Linked DNA regions of Homo sapiens: region 2 is linked to region 1. The links are chromatin contacts, found by Hi-C or POLR2A ChIA-PET in ENCODE. All regions are on one chromosome and are shown on one strand. The core of a region is the stretch at or near the end of the contact, and the rest is flanking DNA. Distances in the headings are between cores, read along the strand shown. Region 1 holds the start of PPP2R3A (protein phosphatase 2 regulatory subunit B''alpha). Region 2 overlaps MSL2 (MSL complex subunit 2).

What was found. Hi-C counts contacts between places; a loop is a spot of excess contacts on that map. ChIA-PET counts read pairs that join two places held with the same protein, here RNA polymerase II (POLR2A).
Region 2: a map of endothelial cell of hepatic sinusoid shows a loop between it and region 1 (2.6-fold over the local background). The contact joins the enhancer-like site here to the promoter of PPP2R3A in region 1. A Hi-C loop is called at or near these places in 2 of 168 maps with a recorded cell type or tissue (endothelial cell of hepatic sinusoid and posterior cingulate gyrus). POLR2A ChIA-PET finds 5 or more read pairs at or near these places in 4 of 52 experiments (BJ, H1, Panc1 and 1 more).

Annotation. Positions count from the first base shown.
Region 1 is chr3:135,964,294-135,968,210 of GRCh38, reverse strand. PPP2R3A (protein phosphatase 2 regulatory subunit B''alpha) reads right to left here and starts at 2,483. Exons shown (of 14, transcript NM_002718.5): 1 at 2,362-2,483. RefSeq lists silencers at 2,007-2,286, 2,417-2,646 and an enhancer at 2,091-2,909.
Region 2 is chr3:136,169,513-136,173,291 of GRCh38, reverse strand. The region is part of intron 1 of MSL2 (MSL complex subunit 2); the gene reads left to right. Among named protein-coding and RNA genes, the nearest start is that of MSL2, 25 kb to the left of the region's middle. Within about 2 kb of position 2,056, at least 3 of the 41 ENCODE cell types and tissues checked have a DNase peak (open chromatin) inside an H3K27ac peak, as active enhancers do.

The DNA.
Region 1 (3,917 bases), core at 1,234-3,733:
AAGTTGTTTTTACTAATCTATTTCCATACCTAATCTAGTGTCCAGTTGGCAAAACAGGCCTTCAGAAATCTGTTAAATAAATAACTGTTCCCGCCCTCAAGCTTAGTATAGTAAACACCTAAGCAAATGAGGACAATGCTGCGTCACTAGTGTTAAGGCAGCAGTCTGCTCACAACAGTGGTTCTTAACTAAGGGTGATTTTGGTCCTCCTGGGGGACATTTGCGATGTCTGTAAGCATTTTTGATGTTCACAACTGTGTGTGTGGAGTGCTACTGGTATCTATTCCTCAGTAAAGGTTAGAAATGCTGCTAAACATCCTACGCTGCACATGATAGCCCTCCACAACTAGAAATTACCTGGCCTAAAATGTCAACAGAACTACAAATGAGAAACTCTGACTCAGAGGACGATAACACTCAAAAGAGCTGTCAATTGCACTTCTGAGGGTGGTGATTTTTAAATATCTGTTTTCTTTTTGGGGGATGGGGGGTGTCAAGCAAAGCTTCAGGGCAGAGGTGAAGCTTCAGCTGTGTGTTTGAAAGGTAACAGGGGCCAGATCAGTGGGGACTATGTTTGTCAGGAGCAAGGAGGAGTCTCTGAAGAGTTTAAAAGCAAAGTTATGATTTGAACAGGTGCCCCCAAGTACCCTATACTCCAAAATTATTCATTTCCTTTTTTCCTTTCTCGCTGAAACAAAACTTCCATTCTCTCAGAGTAGCTGGTTTCAGCTGAACATTAAGGCCAAATTAATTCAGCCCAAGATAAAGTCAGATAGGCCCTTCACTCTCCAGAATGTTAAGCTACATTTTAAAATATGCAAATACTTATGAGTACAAATAAATCTTTAACTGCTCAATGTTCAGGTTGTCAGTGCATAAAGCTATTTTTGAACTCAACAGCCAGATTGGCCCCAGTAACACTTTCCCAAAGCTTTGTTTTTTAAAAACCTTTTTGATCTGTTTCCCCGTTCTCCTAGAAATCTCCTAGATTTCTGAGCTCCTAGATTGTATAAAAGATCTAAGTTTTTTTCCACAAGTATCTCATGCCATTAAGTTCTTCTGCCAGAGGTGATAAAAGGGCCATTTGGATGCAATAAATGTAAATAAATTGTGTGTGTAAATTAGCAGTGGCTTAGAAAATTTTTAAAAGGCTTTCATGGACTACTGAAAGAAACTGAGATAATTTTTAACATACCACCAAGAAAAAAAAACAACAGTTTTACTACAACACAAGCCGGCTGCCTACTGAACTGGACGCCCATGCTCTGACCTAGTATGGCAATTCTTAGGGTCTAGGCGCTGGGTTCTGTTTACAAGAAACTAAGGCCTGAGACTAAGGAAGAACAAAGAAAAATGCCTGGCACCAAAGGTGTGGGGGATGTTTTGTACATAAATGAAGATTTGAGGAGGAATACTTCCTCAGATGTTGGAAGGAATTACTCTTTTTTTGCTTACGTGTTAAGAATTTAATGTTTTCAGGCCATTTCCTAATTAGAAAATACCTTATAATTTACAAACAATAATTTGTCTTCCCCTACATTTGCTGACCACCAAGACTGGATAAAATTTCCTTAAGCTTTACCAGAGTGGGAGGACTGGGAATAACGGGAGCACAACAGAGTTCGGATGCAACATCAACTCCAAGCCCGGCCAGCTGGTTTCCATCGAGAGGTCCCCCAGGAGAACGCCCCTCCGCGGCGGCGGCGGCCAGGTCGGCGCGGGAGAGACCCACCGAGGCGCTCCAGCGCGGCCGCGGTGCAGGACCAGGGGCCGCCCGGCCTCCGTTTACCTTTGTTTCAGGTACCCCGGCTCCTGGCGGGCCGGGAATCCCGTCCGCGGCCCGGAGCTGGTGACACATCCTTCTTTGGCCAAGTCGGGCCGAGGTTGGGCAGGGGGCGGGGAAGGAAAAGAAAGCCTCAGCGCCTAACGACGTGACTCTCAGTTCTTCCAAAACGCTGGCATTTGTTTCTCTGCCAGGCTTTCCTGTTAACAAGTTCCCGAGGGCTGTGCGGGCGAACTGGCCCAGGAGCCCTGAAAAGTGGGAGGGCCCAGGCCGCCCCCGCCTACCCTCCTCCGCGGGCGCCCCTGGGGCAGGCAATTTCCACACCTCCCTGGTGCCGTGTCCCGGGACCGGCCGGCCGCGCCGAGGCAACGCACCGCACCGCACCGCACCGACTGGAATTCCGACTTCCACAGCCCAATCAGCTCCGTGTGGCCCCTCTGGCCAGGCCGGTCCCCGCCCCCAGGTCCCGGCCCCGCCCGCCCCGGCCTCCGCGCGCCGCCCCGAGCCTCGCCACCCCCTCGGGCCGGGACGAGGGAGCTGAAGGCTCCAGGCCGTGCGGCCAGTGTTCCTTTGCCTACCTCGTTGCCCGCGGCTCCTCCTCCGGCGGCTCAGCTCGCGGGCAGCGCTTGCCTCCAAGCCTCCCCGCGGCGCGGACTCTCGGGCTACGAATGCGGCGCGTGAAGAGCGGAGGCCCGAGCGCGCCCCGCCCAGCCACCCGCAGGCCCCTACCTCCTTCTCCTCCTCCTCCTCCTCCTCCTCGGCCCCACCCTCGGCGGCCGGCCCGCCCGGAGCCCCGCCCACGCGCCAGGCCCCGCCCACTCTCCGGCCCCGCCCCCAGCCTACGCCCCGCCCCTCTGGCCAAGGCAGGAAGGGGGCCTCCAGGGGCGCCGCGAGAGCCGCTGTGGCCTCGGCGAGGGCAGTCTCCTGTATGGCGGCGCCGCGGGGATGCGATTCGTGGTGGTCGCTGCTGTTTGACAGATTCGAGTCTCTTGCTCGGATTTATTACTGTTATTGTCATCGTCAATATTGTCATCGTTGTTATTGTTATCGTCATTAGTTGTGTTGCCCTCTTCAAGGGGCCTTCAAGGAGGCCCCTTGAGGGCAGCGCGCTGCTGGCCAGACATTCCCTGGCGCTCCTGTCTTCCCACAGTCCTGCACCTGCGCCACATTTCACTCAGCCCAAGAAGTTGTGTGAATTTTAAAAGAAGTGATACTTATTTTTAACTGTTATTGTTAACTGTTACTGTTAAATAAAACACAAATATAGACAGCCATATAAAACCAATGTACAGCTTAATGGATTATTCCGATACACACACCCTTATAACCACTCGCCAGATTTATTAATAACACCGTGTAATATGGTCTGCTCTGAAACAGAACCTCATTAATAGCTGGAAGGACATAGCCTGGAAGGGCCTCCCAAAATTGCCCTCCTTCTAACTGCCACAGTACTCAAATGTGACAGGTCCATAATCATGCCCTCTCCAAGAATATATTTGTAAAATGGAAATTTCTCCAGAATTAGGAACCTCCAATTGAGTATCTTCGTAAAAATCTTGATAAAATGATAAATCTATAAATATATAAGCATATAAATAACAATAAATAAGTCAATCAGTTGGGTTGAATACCATGAGTAAGGAGCATGGGGGTGGGGGATGGGAGGTATGTAAAGACTTAAAAGGATTAGGTGGGCTGTGAGGACAGGTCCTGGGCACCTGGGTTGTTCTCACTGTCTCCCCAGCACCTAGCATAGCACCAAGCATATACTAGGTGCCATATGTGTGTGTGTATATATGTGCATTGTACATATATGCACATATATGTGTGTGTGTGTGTATAGCACAAGGAAAGAAAAAATTATGTAAGATAACCCCAAACAAGCTTTACATACTGAAATTTCACCCAAGGTCAATCCTCCCAGTAGCTAAAGTGTGCTCTGTGAGATGCCTTGATGCCCTAGAGAGAAAGAGACCATTTTACTTTCAACTTTCTACTGCTTTTCCATTTCAAAAGCCCTTTCACATGCATATGGTATCTTATTTGAGACTGAGAGCAACTCTGTGAAAAATGCAGGGCAGGATAGGACTCTGCAAAGGTCACAGTGCAATGCATATCAGTAAGAAGGAAA
Region 2 (3,779 bases), core at 807-3,306, 210 kb before region 1:
AAAGATTTGAGTTGGAGATACAGATTCAGAAGTCACCAGTTTATGAACAGTAGTTAAAACAGCTTTATGGGCAATCACTCTAGAAAGAAGTATGTTCCACCTTCTTTTGTTTGTTTGTTTGTTTATTTTGAGACAAAGTCTTGCTCTGTCGCCCAGGCTGGAGTGCAGTGGCGTGATCTCAGCTCACTGCAACCTCTGCTTTCTGGGTTCAAGCGATTTTTGTGCCTCAGCCTCCCAAGTAGCTGGGATTACAGGCGCACACCACCATGCCTGGCTGGTTTTGTATTTTTAGTAGAGGTAGGGTTTCGCCATGTTGGACAGTCAGGTCTTGAACTCCTGACCTCAAGTGATCCTCTTGCCTTGGCCTCCCAAAGTACTGGGATTACAGGTGTGAGCCACTGTGCCCGGCCCCGTAGGTCAGTTTTAAAGTTTGTATGGTGTCATGTCTGTTTCAAAAGGGGAAAAGATTAATGATCCTCATAAGATTCTGAACAACAATTTGTACTTTTTTTTTTATTAGCTCTTGAACTGAAGACGTACACATTTGTATAGTCAGATTCTCAAAGGGGTCTGTGTCAGTAAGGATTACTAAGGATTACTGAAAGGGAGTAAGGAGAGTAGATCCTATTAAGGAAACATGGGAAATACTAAAATTAATGAGGGGACAGAAGAGGATGTAGAGGAGATGACGGAGACAGTGTTAGGGGAGAAAGGAGGAGAGCATTTCAAGGGAAGAATAATGAACCAGAAGTGCCCACTACATTTGGGATTAGCAATTTTTGCCTTTCATTAGAAGACACATTCTGGTGAGAAGCTTCTGCATAGGGAATAACTGGATGGGGAGTTGCTATAGGAAGGAAGGTTGAAGGTGGAAGTGAGAGAGAGGGTATAAATAACATTAGGTATAGGTAACTGGGTGGGGGGAGTATGGGAGGTATGTGAGCCAAAGCATTGGAGGGAGAGGAGGATTTACGTAGGAGGGAAGAAGAAAAGGGTACTGTATGTGTGTATGTGTTGTCGGGGAGTGAGTATGAGTATGATGAGAGGTGGAGAGAGGGAGAATACTTAAATATGTAAACCTTCTGGTAAATTTGGAAGCATGAAAAAATTGACATAAGTAGAAATATTCAAGCTTTCATTGGACTTTATTTTGTCACGTTTATAGAAAATTTCAATATACAGGCCAGGTGCGGTGGCTCACGCCTGTAATCCCAGCCCTTTGGGAGGCCAAGGTGGGTGGATCGCTTGAGCCAGGAGTTGTGGTCCCACCTACGCAGAAGGCTGAGTTAGGAGGATTGCTTGAGCCCCAGGAGGTTGAGGCTACGATGAGCCATGACACTGCACTTCATCCTAAGCGACTGGGCAACAGAGTGGGACCCTGTCTCCAAAAAAAAGAAAAAGTTTCAACATACAAAGTAGAATAAAACTCTCACATACATACCTGTTACCTCAACATGATACCTAGTGAAAATTAATTATACCCAAATGCAAGGCTTTTGATACACCCTTTATAGACCTGGCCATACGTCTTGGAATCATCAAATTTTACAGCTGTGAAAAGAACCTAGATATTTAGTTAATAGCTTTAAGAAACTGAGGGCCAAATCACTTAGGAGCACACTATTAATATATATGACATTGTTTTACTCAAAATTTGTCAGACTTGGACAGTTACAGAATTACTGATTGTAGTGGATGCCATGATGTAATACCCAAATCCCCACTTAAGGCTTAAAGAAATTCATTCTTTTAGCTAGTGGGTGTGCTGCTGAGGCTGTGAGACCTGTCTGGGAATCATCCTTGGCTGAAGAGAGCAACTCATTCATGGTCACATGCTTTCGTTGTGAGTAGTGTGCCTCCAGGTTCTGGTTCATTAAAGTACCTGGCTCCTTGGGCCCAGCATAGGACAACCCTAAGGAGTCATTCAGCTTTAGAGTTTCTTTTGGGTCATCTGAGGCCTTTTTTGTGAGTTCATCCCAGCCACTTCCTTCCTTCCTTTACAAATGATAATCCTGAGAGAAGCTCTTCATAAGTTTTCTGCACACTAACCTGTCCTAAGAGTTTGCATGCCTAGGAATCTGACTTGTAACAGTGACTAACTTTACACTTCCTTTTGATTTGAAACAGCAATGACTTGCTAAATTTTTAAAGATTTAACATGTCTCATTTTCTCATGTTTGTGAGACATACCCAGGTAAATGTTGAGTAATAATATAATGAAAGAAAATGATTACTTTTACAATGCCAAACATACAGAAAACATTCATCATTAGGACATGTTTCGGGATGGAACAGAAAGTAGAATACTTTCTCAAACATATTGAACAAATCTTGGCATATAATTGGCCTCTTTTCCCTCCCATCATTGTTAGGGTTCTGCTACCTCATTTTTACCTCCTTTTATAAATTAAAAAGGTATCCCCCTGCCAGTTTGAGATCAGGCTTGTATTCTTTTTTGGCCTGATTGGAGTTATTTAAAAATATGGACAGGCTGGGCACAGTGGCTCACGCCTGTAATCCCAGCACTTTGGGAGGCTGAGGTGGGCGGATCACGAAGTCAAGAGATCGAGACCATCCTGGCCAACATAGTGAATGTCTCTACTAAAAATACAAAAATTAGCTGGGCATGGTGACGCACGCCTGTAGTCCCAGCTACTCGGGAGGCTGAGGCAGGAGAATCGCTTGAACCCAGGAGGCAGCAGTGAGCCGAGATCACGCCACTGCACTCCAGCCTGGCGACAGAGCGAGACTCCCATCTCAAAAAAAAAAAAAAAAAAAAAAAAGGACAGAGTTTTTTTTCCTTTTGGTCATCCTGTAGAAAATGGAAAGCTGTGAAGTATATTTGAAACAAATATGGTTGGATTGAGTCTTTATGGAAAGGTCTTGTACTTCAGTCACACAGTAGAATGACTATAGTTAACAATGGTTTTTTTTTTTTGAGAGGGATTTTTGCTCTTGTCTCCCAGGCTGGAGTGCAGTAGTGTGATGTCGGCTCACTGTAGCTTCTGCCTCCTGGGCTCAAATGATTCTCCTGCCTCAGCCTCCTGAGTAGATGGGATTACAGGCATGCACCACCACGCCCAGCTAATTTTTGTATATATATATATTTTTAAGTAGAGACGGGGTTTCACCATGTTGGCCAGGCTGGTCGTGAACCCCTGACCTCAGGTGATCTGCCTGCCTCAGCCTCCCAAAGTGCTGGGATTATAGACATGAGCCACCGCCCCGCTGATTTTTTTTTTTTTAATGGAGTCTCTCTGTCGCCCAGGCTGGAGTGCAGTGGCGCGATCCTGGATCACTGCATCTTTCACCTCCTGGGCTCAAATGATTTGTGCCTCAGCCCGAGTAACTGGGATTACAGGCATCTGCCACCACACCTGGCTACTTTTTTATTTTTAGTAGAGATGAGGTTTTACCATGTTGACCAGGCTGGTCTTGAACTCCTGACCTCAAGTGATCAATCCACCTTGGCCTCCCAAAGTGCTGGAGCGTGCCTGGCCAGTTAACCATGATTTATTGTATATTTCAAAACACGTAGAGGCTGGGTGCGGTGGCTCACGCCTGTAATCCCAGCACTTTGGGAGGCCGAGGCAGGTGGATCACCTGAGGTCAGGAGGAGTTCAAGACCACCCTGGCCAACATGGTGAAACCCCGTCTCTACTAAAAATACAAAATATTAGCTGGGCGTGGTGGTGTGCACCTGTAATCCCAGTTACTCAGGAGGTTGAGGCAGGAGAATTGCTTGAACCAGGGAGGCAGAGGTTGCAGTGAGCCCAGAT